Linked DNA regions of Homo sapiens: region 1 is linked to region 2. Evidence: chromatin loops called from intact Hi-C (ENCODE). Cell type or tissue: PC-9. All regions are shown on one strand. Links, peaks and the distances in the headings refer to the core of each region. The heading gives the core; the rest is flanking DNA. Region 1 has its middle 18 kb from the start of TERLR1. Region 2 holds the start of NKD2 (NKD inhibitor of Wnt signaling pathway 2).

What was found. Peaks named below come from ENCODE experiments on the same cell type or tissue, not always from the same donor. Only the 100,000 strongest peaks of a DNase experiment are listed, where the experiment ranks them.
Region 1: it touches region 2 in a loop (4-fold over the local background); 10 of 110 quality-filtered maps call a loop at or near these places.

The regions. Positions count from the first base shown.
Region 1 is chr5:1,156,780-1,165,103 of GRCh38, reverse strand. No RefSeq gene overlaps it. Among named protein-coding and RNA genes, the nearest start is that of TERLR1, 18 kb to the left of the region's middle. In PC-9, for the core only: no CTCF peak of the experiment used is centred there; a DNase peak (open chromatin) is centred at 3,733; H3K27me3 peaks cover 480 bases.
Region 2 is chr5:1,008,048-1,016,371 of GRCh38, reverse strand. It overlaps NKD2 (NKD inhibitor of Wnt signaling pathway 2), which reads right to left and starts at 7,570. Exons shown (of 10, transcript NM_033120.4): 1 at 7,290-7,570; 2 at 7,158-7,193; 3 at 6,812-6,891. The coding sequence starts at 7,314. RefSeq lists enhancers at 7,543-8,308, 8,309-8,324. In PC-9, for the core only: CTCF peaks have their summits at 4,835, 5,043 (motif pointing right) and 7,723; no DNase peak of the experiment used is centred there; H3K27me3 peaks cover 6,721 bases.

The DNA of each region.
Region 1 (8,324 bases), core at 31-8,030, 150 kb before region 2:
GACCTTCATGGGCCTCTCGTCTGGGAGACACAATGTTATCTGATTGAGGAGGACTCCCCACTCCGCATCACTGCCCTCCTCCCACAGAGACACAGGGTGTCCTGCAGGGAGAAAAAGGGCCCAGCCGACTGGCTCTGCACGAAAAGTACCCTCTGGAGACGGATTTATCCGTGTGCTGGCTGTTCATGCAGCTAGAACATGTGGTCTCTGAGGCCAGCACGGGGAGCGCAAGGGACACGGGGAGCTCAAGGGACACGGGGCCACACTCCCCCCAGCGCTGGTGGCTTCATTTCAGCAAATTAGGAGCAAAAGCTTCTCAGTCAATCAGGGTGGGCCCCTGGAGGAGGTGGTGGGGTCACAAAGGTGGAGCAGCTGGCTGTGTGTGTCGGTATTTCTGTGTGTGTGTCGGTGTGTGTGTCTCCATATCTGTGTGTCTGTGTATGTCTGTGTGTATCTGTGTCTATTTCTGTGTGTATCTGTGTGTGTCTCCATATTTGTGTGTCTCCATCTGTGTCTCTGTGTATCTGCATGTCTGTGTGTATTTCTGTGTATATCTCTGTGTGTGTTTATCTGTGTGCATCTGTGTCTATGTTTGTGTGTGCACAGATCCACACTGTGAGATGAGAGTCCAGGGTGCTATGTGTCTGGTCCTGGTGGCCCAAGGGGGGCACCTGATGTCCCTGTGGATGTGACTTCCCCGGGCCTGAGTCTGTCCCCCAGTCTTTCGGACTCCCATGACCCTCAAGTGAGCCCACACCATCCTTCCCACCCACTGCCGCTTACCAGGCTGAATCCTTGGTGGGCCACAGCCCCCACCACCCGCGTGCAGCAGTGCCCAGGCCACTCACGAGGGAGACAGAGCTCACGGGCATCTGCAACCCCCTGCACTTGAGGGTCACAGGCTCCTCCTTGGGAGGCACCTCAGCGGGGCTTGGGCCAGCGTACCCCGAGCGCCTCTCGCTGGAACAGGCTGAGGCAGCCTAGAAACCCAACCTCGATGGGGAGCCCGGGGCCCACAGGGCCGCAGGATCAGGTCGCAGTGCTGGGCCAGGCCATGGGTCAGATCGCCAAGTTTCCATGTTTGCAAGTTTCAAGTGGGGCAGGTCTCACCGTGGGGAGGGGCCCGTGGGCAAGGACTGGCCCAGTGACCTTTTGGCATCAGGCAGGGCTGCAGGCCAGGAAGGCAGGCCAGGCCCACCATGGGGGTTTCTGAGCACCCTGACCCTGGGGGTACCCCAAGACTGATCTTTCAGCCCAAATCCAGGAGACCCATCTGGGATGTCACCCCTGACCCCACAGCACTGGGCACAGCTGCTCAATGAGCCAAGGTAAGAACCAGGACCATGTGCCCCTGATTGGCTACTGGAACTGGGCCGTGGACCCCACGACTGTGGTTCAGTGTCCCCATACCCCTGCCACGGCCCAGGGGAGACCACCACCCTGACCAGACCACCTTGCCTGCTCCACAGAAAAACGCGTCCAGAAATGTTACGGTTCCCTCAACCCTCAGCCCGTGACCGGCCCCCACACCTGGCTAGCCAGACCCTTGTATCGCACCTAAACTGAGCGCTGCAGGGGCCGGCCCTGGAGATGGCTCAGACCTCTGCCCCCAGGAAGTCCCCAAGGGGCAGGAGCACAGCCACCCTCCCAGTGGGGAGCCCCAGAGCTTACTGCAGAGCACAGGAGTGGGAATGGGAGGTTATAGAGACACTCTGAGGCCACCGAGAGCCCCTCCAGCACTCAAGGCCTTCCTGGCGCCCAGCCCAGCACCAAGCTGACAGCTCCAGCCGCTCACCGGCTTGCTGGGCCTAAATTCCCCTCCTCTTCTTCCTAGCAAGGTGACCGACGGCTGTGGCCCTTGGTTTGCTCCTCTATAAAATGGGGACAGCCATGGCCTCTCCCCCAGTGCTGCCATGGGAAGAAAAGAAGTTCTTACAATAAGCCCTTAGCTGCCTCCTGACAGGTGGCAAACACACCCCTTGTGCTGAGCTCATTGTTAAAGAAAGAAAGAAACAGATATCAAAAAGAAAAGAGTCTAGTGACAGGAGGGAATGTTTCGGAGGGAAGAAAAATCATTGAATCCGGCCAGTCAAAAGCCAAGTTTCTTCCTCAAGAAAAGCAGAAGTTGCCTTCGTTGGCATCCTCACTAGGCTGGGGCAGGCGCCAGCTCTCAGCCCCTGTCCCTGAACAGAACCTGCTGCCAGGTGGAGGCTGCACCCAAAAGCCAGGCCCCTGAACGTCTGGATGTTACGTTTCCGCTCTGTTCAGAGTCCCCTAGAGCCCAAATTCTACCCTAGGCCCAACCCTGTGCACATCACCCACCCTTTGCACGTCACCCACCCTGCAAAATCCCAAGGGCAGCCGCACCTTAGACACGGATTCCTTAGTCTGAGAGAGGACACACCCACCCCCCACCCCCAGGGCCTCGAAGGGCATCCTCAGATGCAGGAGGCACATGACAAATGCAGGGGTGACTAGGGGAGGGTGGCTTGGTTTCTGCTGCCCGGGAGCTTCCTCTCATCCTGTTCCAGTGGGTGGCCGCGTGGCCAGTGCTGGGTCAGCTGCCTGTCCCGTCACGGGACCCCTCGGGGTCACGGTGGCCTCAGGAGGACTGGCCGTAGGAACATGGCGAGGACACATCCTCGGGCCACGGGCAGCTGGCTTTGCTGACGTGGGGTGGGCGGCTGGCCGGCCACCAACCAGTGAGTGGGCAGGGGTCTCGGCCAGAGTGAGCGCTGGAATGGGGCTGGAGGAAGGTTCTAGAAGCAGAGAGGGTACTGGAAGAAAATGAACTCTGCTTTGGGTCATCTGCAGACCCCGGGAAGCTCCTGCTGTGGCCTTGCGTGCACAGAAAGCTGGGAGCCCCTGTGTCCGCACGGTGAGGGCGCCCCAGCTGGATGCACCTTCTGGAGCAGTGGGGATGCAGGATCCTCCCCCTCGGCTTCTGTTGTGACTTGCTCCCTGGCTGCTGTCCAGTAGCCGGGCACATGTCCAGCACCCTCCGTCGCTGGGCACTGCACATCCCAGCCACAGCCTCACCCCAACCCCTCCCGTAGCTCCTCCCTCGGCTGGGGGCCAGCAACACAAGGCCGGGCTGCCCAGCTTAGCCTGAACGTGACCTCCGTGGACGGGCAACGGCTGGGGCCCTGGAGCAGCTCCTACTCCTATAGGTCTGCCGCAGGTCCCCCACTGGCCTGGCCCTGGTGAGGGTGATCCCAGACCTGGCTGAGGGTCGGCAGATGCCCGGCCCTGCGGCGGCCGCCCCCAGCAAGGGGCTGTGCCCTGTAGCTGCGCCTTTCCTTAGGTAGCGCTGTCTCCACGGCACCCTCAACCCTGGGCCTTTGTCTCCAGGAAACGCCACTGAGCTAGCTGCTCACAAAGGGCAAATCGTGGACCAACAGACCACGCGGGAGTAGAGAGCTGAATGGGACACTTTATTTCAGCAGGCGAAGTAGCACCTTTGCAAACAAGCTGCAGAGCACCAAGGGGGAGTTTCAGGAAGCGCCTGGGCTGGAGGACACAGTGGGTGTGCACCTGGCAGCTGGAGTTACAAAGCGAGCCTGTTGTCTCTCCCACCACAGAACCTGCCCAGAGGGAGGGCCCAGCCCACAGAACCAGGGAGCAGTCTCACGCCCAGCACCGTGGGCCATGGAACAGGCTGCGGGGAGGGAGCTGGGCCACCTTCGCCTGGTCCTGGAAGTCAGGAACAAGAGCAGCATTCACAGAGGACAGGGTGTGCAGAGAATTCCCCTGCGCTGAGTCATCTCAACCTTGAGCCCGTCCTGGGGCGGAGGCACCATTGTTCTCCCAACTTCGGATGTGAGGAGGCTGAGGCCCTGGGAGGATTTACCTCGGCAAGGGGGTGCAGGACAAGTGCATCAGTCTGCTGTTGGGTCAGTAACACTGCGTAACAAGTCGAGCTGCAGTTACTTATCCCTGCTCACTGTCAGGGCCAGCTGGTCTAGGCTTATCGGCCCTTCTGGGCCGTGCTCTGGGCTGAGACCTCTCTCCAGGTCTCTCACCCTCCAGGGGCCGGCAGCCTTACCTGGGATGTGTTTCTTTTCTTTTCTTCTTTTTTTTTTGAGACGGAGTCTCGCTCTGTCACCCAGGCTGGAGTGCAGTGGCGCAATCTCGGCTCACTGCAAGCTCTGCCTCCTGGGTTCACGCCATTCTCCTGGCTCAGCCTCCTGAGTAGCTGGGACTACAGGTGCCCGCCACCACGCCCGGCTAATTTTTTGTATTTTTGGTAGAGGCGGGGTTTCACTGTTTTAGCCAGGATGGTCTCGATCTCCTGACCTTGTGATCCGCCCGCCTCGGCCTCCCAAAGTGCTGGGATTACAGGCGTGAGCCATCGCGCCTGGCCCCTGGGGTGTGTTTCTTACAGTGACAGCAGAGGCCAAGCCCAGCCTGCTTGAAATCCATTATTGATCCACTGTTGATCCAGAGCAGAGCATGCTTGTGTCCTCGGAGGGGTGGAGGGGGAAGAGAGCAGGTGTTTGCTGAACAATAATCCAAGTACCCCCCATGATCTCGAGGCAGAGGGAATGGAACCCAGCCCCCAGCAGCAGTGTCGCTGTGGCGCTGTGGTGGCACCCTGCCTGCTCTCCCACCACCCTTCAGCAGCTCCTCTCCAAAGTCTGCCCCTCCAGGACCCCGTCACGGGGTAGGGGGAGGAGGCGTCCCATCGTCCAACGTACAGTTCAGTAAATGGTGGGGAGAAAGGGTTAACATCCTCTCTCCTGCCCCTTGCCTCCACCCATCTCTGTCTCTCTCTCTCTCTCTCCCTTCCTGTCTCTCTCTGTCTCTCCCTCCCTCTCTCTGTCTCTGTCTTTCTGTCTCTATCACTCATCCTGTGTCTTCTCTCTGTCTGTTTTTCTCCCTCCCTCTCTCTGTCCCTCCCTCTCTCTGTCTCCATCTTTCTCTGTCTCTATCACTCTCCCTGTCTCTCTCCCTCCCTCTCTGTGTCTCTCTCTCCCTCTCTTTCTCTGTCTCTGTCTCTGCTCCCCACTGCACTTCCATCACTCCTCACTCCCAAAGGCTCTCCCGTTCCCTGGTCACCTACCTTGTTGAGGCTCCCCCAGGAGGGCCTCCAGGTCTGTGGTGAGACCCCAGGGATCTGACAGCAGGTGGGAGTGAAGTCATGGGAGCCCAGGTGCGGGTGACCCCTGGAGGTGACCCCTGAGTCCCTCTGACCTGGCTGCAGAATGAAGGCGGAGGTGCCTGCATGGGGCCAGACCACCCTCCTGGCCCTTGCAGTCAGTCCCCCACAGAACTTGCAGGAAAAGTGGCGAGTCTTACTGTTTGCAGATCAGACCTCAATTTTGCAAACTGACAACTGAAAAAATTAGGGGCTATAAGTAGGTTGTTAGTCAAAGAGATTAAAGTTGTCATTACAAACAGTGGAAAACAATGACACCAAGAGGCCAAGGCTGTTTTCAGGGGAAACTGTATAAGCTTCACTGTTTTCTCCATTTAGCAAGATAAACAAAAAGCATGAAGGAGTACTCAGATCAAGATGGGAGGAAAAACCGTCTTGAAACAAGAAAGTGATAGAAGCAGAATTTAAGACCTGGAGAGGAGGATAAAGCAGGAACAGCGGTTAGCCTGTGCTCAGCCTCCTGATGTCTGCAGCCATCTCCCCACTGAGGGACGCGCGTGGCCGGTGCACCTCTCCCCTGTCCTCAGCCACTCGGCGTCCACAGCCCTTGTCCTTCTTCCCATCCACTGCTCAACGTGGAGAACTTACGGGAGCCAGGCGGCATTTTTCTGTCTTTAGCATTTCATAAAAGAACCTGGATTCTTACAACCTTTCTCTCCTGCGGAGGCGTCAGACGATCAGAGCCCGTTGGGCCTCCTGTGTCTCCAGTCCTGTCTTCGGGAGGCATTCACCACAGTCCTCCCGGGACACATGCAGCCACTGTCCACGGGAGGCCAAGGTGGGCAGTGGCCGCAGTGAGCCCCATCGTTCAGGCTGACTCAGCATGGCTAGAGGCTTCTAAGGGGCTCCAGGGCCTCCCAAATTTCTGGCAGCCTCAAACCCAGGGACAGGGTGGGCAGAGGGTGTGGCTGAATGGCAGATATTGGGGCATTTGGAAATGAAAGCTGGGGACAGGCTGCCTTTGGGGCAGGAGTCCGGAGGAGCTCTCACTTGAGGAGCCTGAACAGGGGAGGCGGAAGGCCGGGAGGTGAGAGGATCTGAGTTGTGGGACCTCCTTCCTCCTCAAGTCCGTCCCAAGCCGCCTCCGGGTCTCAGGGGAGGCGTCCAGGGTCGGCCTCATGGGGTAGAGCAAGAGGCAGCACTTCAACTCCCCAGGCGGCACAGTGCTTCCCGGAGACACCAGAACCACCCTCACTTGGGTCCAGGCCACACACTCAGTTCCACCAGCAACACAGCCCTGGATATCGCCCTGGAATTTCTAGGAAATTCCAAAACAAGAACAAAGGGGTGAAAAGAAAACAGAAGAGGTAAAAATGACAAAAAAGGACAACGATATCATTACTTACAGGTTAAAAAAATTCCTTGCACGCCGGGTGCGGTGGCTCACGCCTGTAACCCCAGCACTTTGGGAGGCCGAGGTGGGCAGATCACTTGAGGTCAGGAGTTCGAGACAAGCCTGGCCACCATGGCAAAACCCCATCTCTACTAAAATACAAAAATTAGCCGGGCGTGGTTCGCACCTGTAATCTCAGCTACTCGGGAGGCTGAGGCAGCAGAATTGCTTGAACCTGGGAGTTGGAGGTTGCAGTGAGCCAAAATCGCACCACTGCACTCCAGCCTGGGTGACTGAGCAAGACTCAGTCTCCAAAACAAAACAAAACAGAACAAAAATTCCTTGCAAAATGCGAGAGGTTGAACTGGAAATGTATTTGAATAATAGGATTTAGAGTTCTGCAAGGTAGAAGATTACAAAAGAAACACACAACAGCCAAAGGTGTTTCATCCTGTTTTTACATGTCAGTCCAGTAGTGACAAGAATGTGAATACACACACATAAATTAATGGAAAAAATGTGCAGGACCTGGGTGAAAATATTTGACACCATAAAGATGTCAGTTCTCAGCAAATTTATTTATACATTTAGTGACTTTTCAACCAAATCAGAAATGTATTTGGGGGGAACGTCCAAAAATGATTCAAAAGTTCATCTTGGAAAAAGGTGTGGGGAGGTGGGAACAGGTGTGAGAAGGTTGAGCAGGTGGGAAGAGGTGTGGACAGATGTCAGCAGGTGTGAGCCAGTGTGGGCAGGTGTGGGCAGGTGGGAACAGGTGTGAGTAGATGTGAGCAGGCTGGAACAGGTGTGGACAGATGTGTGCAGGTGTGAGCCAGTGTGGGCAGGTGTGAGCAGATGAGAACAGGTGTGAGCAGGTGTGGGCAGGTGGCACAGGAGTGAGTAGGTGTGGGCAGGCTGGAACAGGTGTGGACAGATGTGTGAAGGTGTGAGCCAGTGTGGGCAGGTGTGAGCAGATGGGAACAGGTGTGGGCAGGTGGGAACAGGTGTGAGTAGATGTGAGCAGGCTGGAACAGGTGTGGACAGATGTGTGCAGGTGTGAGCCAGCGTGGGCAGGTGGCACAGGGGTGAGTAGGTGTGAGCAGGCTGGAACAGGTGTGGACAGATGTGAGCAGGTGTGAGCCAGTGTGGGCAGGTGGGAACAGGTGTGAGTAGATGTGAGCAGGCTGGAACAGGTGTGGACATATGTGTGCAGGTATGAGCCAGTGTGGGCAGGTGTGAGCAGATGGGAACAGGTGTGGGCAGGTGGCACAGGGGTGAGTAGGTGTGAGTGGGCTGGAACAGCTGTGGACAGATGTCAGCAGGTGTGAGCCAGTGTGGGCAGGTGTGAGCAGGCATGCCTGCCGGTGCCACATGAGTGGAGGTGGGGCGATGGTGAGAGGATGTGCTGAAGAAAGGAGTTCTCATCCTCCCTGGTCTTTCCACTGGTGTTAGCTGTGCCCTTGAGACCCAGCCTCTGGTGATTTCTTATCCATAGCACCACAGACATGGGTGAGGCGTGTTTCTCAGCCTTCTGCACACGAAGGTGTGGCCACAGGACTAAGTTCTGGCTAACAGGATAAGCGAAGGTGCTATGTGCACTCCTAGGCTTCCTAGGCTGTGCTCTGCGAAGGAGTGGCTAGCTACCTTTCCCGTTTCCTCACTCTACTGCTGGGATTCAGATGTGATGGCTGGACCAGCAGCAGCCACCGTGGACGACGAGGGCAGAGTATGACTGGAGGCAGCACAGCTGACCACTTGCTCCCTGTAAGTCACTGTCTAGATGTCACCTGAGGCCCTCCCCACACCTCAGAGCTCTTACCCTTGCCTCCCTCT
Region 2 (8,324 bases), core at 195-8,194:
GATCGAACAGACCCAATTTGTTTCACGCCAGCGTGAAAGGCTGCCAAAGGGTGCCCTGCCAAGTATTTGCCAACATGAAAGCAGATTAAAGCTCCCATCAGCCAGCATGGGTGCAGCTCGCCGTGAGAGCGGATCGGGGTCTCTGCAAGGCTCCTGTCCCAGCAGGTCCAGGCTTCGCAGTCCAGAGGCGGCAGCCAGGTCAGCACCGTGTGTCCCTCCAGGCCAGCACCACGAGCTCCGCCCCACGCTGGGGAAGTGTCCGGTGTGGGGGGGGATCCTGCTACCTGGGCAGACCCCTCTCACACACCGCGCCTTCTGCTCCCCATGGTTCCGGCGTTAACCCAGCAGCCCCACAGGAAGGGCTCCTTCCGCACCTCCAGGGACAGCTGACGGTCATGATCTGTGACAGACGACGGCTCAGAAGGTGGCAGAGACTGAAAGCTCTGGAGCCCTTGGAACTGATTAGGGGTCCTGGGCTCGGGACCCCTCCCCATGTTCAGGAAGGCAAGTCCAACAGGAGAGGGGCCACGGCTGGTAAGACCTGTGAGAGGACGGAGCCACAGGAACCCTCCAGCATGAATGCCCCAGGACGCAGCACAGGCCCCCTCGGGTTCCACACATGGACAGGCCGATCTGCAGTCCTGCTGGGAGCAGCCCACCCTGAAATGCTGGCGGCAGCATGTGCGGGCAGGACCGCCTCTAAATGCTGACCTCACCCCAGCAGTGGCTCCTGCTTCCTCCTGCTTCCTGATGCTCCTGAGGCTTCCCCAACTCCCTAGGGGTGTCATAGGCCTTTCGTCATAACCCAGGGAGTTTCTGATGCAGGCATCTGTCTGAGAGCCCTGCAGGAAGGACATAGGGCTCAGCCTTCAGAGCTCCAGGGACCCAGTGATCTGGCAGGTAGCTGTCTACAAATTCTGGGGTAGGCTGGGCAACTCCAAATTCAGGTGTGTCTGGCTTCAAGAACTACCGCTTCCGTAAAGTGTGGCTTTGCCAACTCAAGAACAGCAGCCAGGAGGCCAGAGGCTTCCTCTCTACAGGAAGGACGGTGGACCCCACTCCCACCCACTGGCCTCTGCTCCCACCACACCTGGCCACGCCAGGGAGGCTGTGGGCACTGCCAACCAGTGAGAGCTTGCTGACAGCTCAGATGACTGTGCAGTACGAATCAGGCCCACAGCATCTTGGCACAAGCTCACGGACTCACGCACCCCTCTGGCTTGCAGCACCCCGGCACTTGGGGCAAAAGGCCAGGAAGGGGCCCGGCCACACCTGGCTGCTCTCCAGGTGGCCCTCGCTGCCTGGCCTTATGGAGCGTGGAGCTGTCCCTTTTGTCTTTCCTCACAGGACCACAAGGGGAAGCAGGTGGCCCAGGCACGAGGGATGTGGCCAGGCTGTGAGTGGCAGCACCGGGTCCGAAGCCGGGTCCAGAGGCTGTCAAGCCACCATGCAAGCCGCCTCTGCTAACGATGGGATGACAGAAACCTGGTGCTGGCGAGGGGGCCACACGTAACACGGCCATATGGTGGCTCCCAACTATGGTCTTTGACTAGGACTTCATTCACAGCCTCTGTCGGGGCTGACCAAGTGGGTATCCCTTGGCCGCAAAGCGGGGGTGGAGGACAGGAGCCCTTGGCCCAGACTCCTGGCTTCCTGAGAAATAGAAAGAGCCGAACCCCCAACCCTAGCCTAGACAGGACAGTGGCAAGGTGTGTGTTTCCCCCAGTCGGGGCCTGGACCTGGGGTGGCCATGGACTTACTGCCAGCTCTGAACAAGCGGTGCCCACCCAGGGGCAAAGGAGAGCCAGCCACTCCTACAAGGCAGATGAAACTGCATTTCCAATCTCACCATCACCTTGCTGCTCACACGGGAGGCATGCACAGCAGGGGCCCAGGGCACCGAAGGGCACTCGTGGATGGGTACTCGAGACGGCCCTGCCCTTTCTGGCACAACTGCCTTGGCCGGCACCAGCCACAGTTCCCGCGGCTCCCAGGAGTCGCGTGTGCGTCTGATGGACCCCCAACACCCTAATGCAGGCATACGGCGGCCCAAAGCTGCAGGGCTGATGATTGGTTTCCGAGGATTGCAAACCAGCCTGGGTTTTTTAAGAAAAGGAAAGATGTAAGCTCTTTAGCCAAAACAAGATGAAAACCTCAAAGGAATTCAAATTACTCAGCCACAAGTAGGAAGGAAGGAGGACGGAGCAGCACCAGGCTTCCCATGGTGGTTCAGCCCACTGAGGAGAACAGGGTGCAGCCACCTGTCTTCTTTCACCTGCAGAAATCTAAAACTTCAGCTCATTCAGCAGCAAAATGGGCAGTTTTAGCTTCAGGAAGCTGTTTTGGAAGTCCAGGGGTGACAGCTGCCCCAGATGGCCTCGTCTGTGAAACCCCCAACTCTAGCCCAAGGCCCTGTGGCAGGGACGCTCTGTGCTCCAGGGCCTCCATCCAGACACCTGCCTGGTCCATGTGCAGGGCTTCTCAGGATGCACTTCACAGACACAGGGGCCGACACTGAGAATGCACATCTGCACTGTCCAGGTACAGTGACCCGAGCGGGCAGGACCACGCCACTGGCCAGCCTCCGGCCTCCACCATGGGCAACACAGATCCACTGGCCCAACCTCATGGCCAGGCACCGGCAGCAGCCTCTCCCAGTCAGCACGCTCTCCCAGTCAGCACCCCAGAGCCCCTGCTGCAGGACAGGGGATGCCTGCGGCTTGGTGGAGAGCTTGGGCGCACACACAGCCCTCAGTGGGCCCAAGGCCCAGGCTGGCACAGAAACTACATACATGGTATCCAACCCGTCCTATGGCTCTCAGGTGCTGGGCATCAGGTGTCATGCCCAGAGGTGACCTCGACGCCTCCCACAAGGGGGGATGACCAGGTGGCCTGGCAACTCCCTTCGGTTCCCTCTGTGCCTGAGCCTCTGTGCATGTCTGTGCTGGCCTCGCCACATGGCTGGGCCACATCCCAGGGTAGGAACACGGCTGCCTGTATCCAAGGGCCAGGCACACAGAGGGCACCAAAAAGAAAGCAAAGGGCAGCCATGACACACTGCAGCTGCCGCCGGCTCTGACACAAAGCCCCACATGGGCCTCAGCTCCATGAGGACACAGGGTCCCGGAACATGAGTCACAGAAGACAGAAGGTTGGCCCTCAGAGTCTGTGCTGGAGGCATCCCCAGGCACCCCTGCTCCCTTTGGAAGCTGCCATTCTCCTGGACATCTTGGAGTGGCTTGCACCCCCAAATGCAGAGCTGGGTGGACTGGGCACCCACAACCTCTCCTTCTGTGTGGCACGTGGCCGAGCACCAAGCAGAGTATGGTCCACACTGCCTTGTCTCTGGGCGCACGTGCACTGGCCCGAGTCTCTCCTGCAAATGTGTATCTTGCCCCCACCCTGCATCTCTGTGTTGATGCGGTAGCGTCCAGACTGTGCTTGAAGCCATGAAGAATTTTCCAGGATCTTCTACAAGAAACTGCTCCCACTGACCAAGAACTGGGCATCCCACTGCCACATCCAGCTCTCTGGACCCACAGAGGACAGGTGAGCGCTGGCTCCTGGGTGGCCAGGAGGGGCAGGGAAGGGGCAGGGAAGGGGCAGCCCCACCCCTGCCTCTGGGGGAAGGCCAGCTGCAGGCATATGAGCCTCTGGGGCACTGTGGCTGGTTCCAGTCGGAAGGCGTCAAGCCATGTAGTGGGGCTGAGCCCAGTTCCCGTGAGCAAGGCCATGCTGAGGGCAGATGGAGTTTGCTGCTGGAAGCCAGAGGCCAGTGCAGGTGAAGGCCTGGGCCCTGGCCTGGAGCTCAGCCCTGGACAGAGCCAGCAGGTCTTACGACTGTGGTCCTCCTGGCTCCCTTCCAGGAAACATGTACCATGTTGGCACACTCAGAAGGGCCGTGGCATGGGGATGGGACTGGCGAGTGCCTCCTGTAAGCTGGGACCTGCCCTAGACGGGCCACTCAGAGCCGTGCCTGCTGCCTCCTGCAGATGTGGGCAAGAGCCCCCCGTGCAGGCCAGGGCCACGGCCTCCTCCACGCACTGGCTGGTCTGTCACGAGTGTTCGCTACAATGCTGCCTCTGGAGTTAGCCCCAGCGCACCCTTCCTCAGCACTACTTCATGGAAGCCTGTGCTCCATTCACAACAACATTCCAGTTAACAGTGACTCTTGTCTTCAGAACCATTTTCCGCCAGCCTCAGGGAGCGCTGTAGAAATTAAAGCTAGTCTCGCAGACCAGATGGTGAGGGTGAGTGTGCAGGGGCAGCCTGTTCCCAGGCCTGAAGCCATCCTCCCTGCAGTCACTACCACTTGGAAAAACAGCCACACAAGTGCACTGCCACCATGGCACCACTCCTCACCCACGCACATCCCCAGGGACTCCGGATCCCTCACAATCCACTCTCCAGACCTTCACGGCACCGTCACCAGTGATCCCATGGCCCTAGCCCTTCAGGGACACTCGGTGATGAAGCCGTGCGGGTCCCGCCAAAAGCAAAGTGTGGCGCTCCGCAGAGTCGCCAGGGAGAGCCACGTCGGGGGTGCAGAGACACACCTGTCTGGGAAAGTGCTGCTGTTGGTGTTTTCAGACACGTACAGAGGCAGGAGCCAGCATTGCTCACAGGGAATTAATAATAGCCAATCTCATTTGTGTTATTTTGGGGGCTGGGGAGAGAGGGTAGGTCGGAGGTCTTGGCTCTTAGTGCGCCCAATCTCCACAGGGTTCTCTGCCACCGTTCTGTGGCACCCAGGATGCCTCGCACGGAACCAGGAGGTGGACTTTGGAGAAGGGAAGGAGTGAGTCCCCTCGCTGGCCCCAGCCAGGCATCACAAGGGGTGCCCTGGGTGACCCAGGACTGGCCCTCCTCAGTGGATACCACCTGGGAGGACAAGGACGATGGGCGAGGCTCTGGACAACACAAAAGAAGAAGGTGAGAGCCAGAGGGACACTTCGCTGTGGTGGCCTGCGACTCTCCTGGACGTCAGTAGGATCTGTCGCAGGGGGAACAGCTGCCAGGTGAGAGGAACAGCAATGTGGCAGGGAGGGCACTTGGCCAGGTGAGGGCGCACCTGGGCCCTGGGGTCTCCATGCCAGGTGGGAGGAGTCATGGCCAGAGGCGGAAAATACAGAAAGGCAGCACTTTTGTCTGAAAGCTGAAATGTATTTAATTCACAGGACAGCCTTTGATTCTGAGTTTGTTCATTTTAACTTAGAAAGGAGTTTTCTTTCATGAAATGATGGCAAAATTAGAAGGTAACAATCCAAGCAAGCCCCAATTCCCAAGCTATTCTCTAAAGAAAATGTCCCAGTGTAGAGTGGCAGGTCTAAACGCCCACGAGCAGCCCTCACGCTGACATCGTAGTCACATGAGGAGCACCTGCATTTTCCAGAGCGCACTGGCCTTGCCCCATGGCCCTGGGAGCTGCACTTCATGGTGAGGGCGCTGGCTCAGGGATTTTAAGGTTCATGGTGCAGCGCCTCCCAGGGAGAAGGCTCCAGGCCAGTGGGCCAATGGACAGGGGCCGGCCAAAGCCCTGACCACGAGAGAGGTGAACGCCCGCCCACCCCAGGTGCTCACATCACTGACTAATCATACCAGGAGCACCTGGCTGCTAAGTGGCACCATCCACTCACCAGCAAGCCCCTGTGCAAATGTAACTGGCAGAGAGAGCCAGATTGGGGCGGGGACAGCTCCCTGGATGACCTCACCCTGGTCTCCCTGTCCCGGATAGAGGCTCACAGGACCACCCAACTTACTGTACCTTACAGCGTGCTTCCCACCATCACAGGCGTTAGATGGTCACTCTCAGGAAGCACCAATCCTAACTCTATTGCATGTTAATTTCCAAGCAGACCTAAGCCCCTTCTCAAGACAGAGCTGCAGAAAATGTCTCCAAACACACCCAGAACTTTTTTTAATCAACTGCCAGAACAATGTCTTTCCAAAAAGGAAACTGATTGCGTGACCCGGCATGTTCTGTGTCTGGGGACCTCTGGGGACAGTGGGGGAGGAAGCAAGGGGCAAGTGTGGGCCTGGCCACCTGGTGGGGCTGTCTGCACCGATACAGTTCACACTGACACTGATGACCATCAAATGTTAGCTTTCTCACGCTCAGCAAACATGCAGGTCTAATTTACCCCAGGCCCTTCCAGGGCCCCAGACCTGGACAGTTCTCTGCTCCTGGACATAGCACCTTCCTCACCCACCCTCAGGGCCGCCTGGCTCTTGAGCCAGCCTTGCAGTCTCTGCAGCCTTGCCACAGCTGTGCAGATGTCCCTCTGTCTCCTGAGCCTCTAGCAGGCCTGTGGTCACCCCTCCCAGAGATGGGAGGCACCGAGGCCTCTGACTCTGGCCATGTTTGCTGATTGAGCACTGAGGCTATGACCAGTGATGCCCCAGGTCTGTAGCTCCCACCCCTCCTCCAACTCCTCCAGCTCATCCAGCCGGGGTACTGCATTCCCGCTCCCCGGGACCCCCAGCCCGGGACGTCTAGGTCCAGCCCCTCCCACTCGCCCAGCTCCTCCAGCCCGAAACATGGAGCCCCCACACGGCTCCCAGCCTAGGACAAGGAATTCCGATTCCCCTACCCGCCACTCAGCATGGGACACTAGCAAGGGCTCGCCCCACGGGAGCCCCAGACGTCGTGGAGGCTGGGGAGAGACTGGCTCTCCTGGCCCCCGGTCACTCGTGCGGCCATGGCGGCCCACGTCTCGCCTGTCCGCGGGCGGGCACCAGGAACAGCTCTGACACCGCTCCCCGCCCCCGGGCGGGTGCGCAGCGCGACCCCAGCCTCCGCCCCGCCGCCTACCTGCTTGTCCCGCGCGCGCCGCTCCGCTTCCTCCGCGCCTTTGCGGCCGCTCGCGTACGCGGACGCCACGAAGCTGTCCCCTGCGGTCCGGGGGCGGACGCGCGGGAAACCCGCACCGAGGAGGGAAAGAGACGCGCCGTGAGCCCCGCGGGCGCTGCGCCTTCGCTGTGTCCCCATCGCCTGGAGACCGCGCAGGGGCAGGCGTGGGGGTCCCGCGCGCTCCTGGAGACCCGCGGCCCCGTCCCCCCACTGCTGGCTCCAGGGCAGGACGCGCGCGGGCTCCTAGCTCTGAGGGTCCCGGGCCGGGTCGCCGCCCCCCGCCCCGCCCGTCGGCTCGCCCGCTCACCTTCCGGGCTCTCTCTCCGCTTGCGGGCGGCGGCGGCTGCGGCACGGCGGGACGCGGGGAGAGGAAAACGACAGTGAGAGGCGGCCCCACGCCCGCCCGCCCGCCCTCCCGCCCTACCGGCCCGCGGCTCACCGTGCTTCGACTGCAGTTTCCCCATCGCCGCCGCCACGCCCCGCCGGGCCCCGCGCTCAGGTGCAGGGCTGAGTTCTGAAGCCGGGGCCGGGAGCCCGCGGGGGCCGCATGGGCCGGGAGCAAGCTAGGGTGCCGGTAGGAGGTGAGGGAAGATGGCTCCACGCCGCGCGGGGGCCGGGGGAGCCAGGGGGCGCCAGGTACGGCCGCGGGGCGGAGGTGGGGGGCCACCGGGCGCAGGGCGCGGGGACAGCGGCGGCAGCGACGGCGGCCCGGCTCCCTCTGAGCGCGTGCGCCCGCGCCGGGGCTTTAACCGCGGCCCCCGCAGCGCCCCCGGCGGCCGCTGCCCGCAGCGCATCGGCCTCGACCCCCGTTCCCAGCCTGGAGCCCCACCAGCGATGAGGACCCGGCCCGGCCACCTGTGGGGGCGGTCAGGTGCTGCAGCGGAGCCTGGCGGGAGTCAGCTCCGACCCCTCACCAGGCCGTCCTGGGTCAAGGGATCCCCAATTCCAGAGGAGCCTGAGGGCACCTCCCTTTGAAAGGGAGGACCCGCCTCCCTTGGCTGCTGGAGAGGGGGTGGGGGTGTGGGCAGCCCAAAGGGGGGTGGTATCCGGCAGGACTAGATCCCCGCCCTCTCCTGGCGCTCCAAATTGATGAAGAACCAGCGTTGGCCCCCCCCGGCCCCGGCTGGAAGGGCCCTGCACCCCCTCACTTTGTCCTTGGTTTGAGCAGGGTCTCCTCCGACCTGTGCCTTGAGGGTGTTGGAGCCTCCCAGGAGCCCCAAGCCTGGCCACCTGCGCTGCCTCCTCCACGTGTCCAACTCAGTGGCTTCAGCTGCTACCTCCCTGGCCTCATCTCAAGCTCCTCCAGCTGGCTCTGGAGACCCGTCCCTCAGTACCCTTCACTGGACCCCCTCTCTGCCTCCTACCCTGCTGGGTACCTCAGGGCTCTCTTCCTTATTTACCTTCAGAGGAACCTTCTTCCCTCACTTCCTCCTGGAACCCTAACTTGCTCCTGTTTCTGGGACATTTCTCCCTT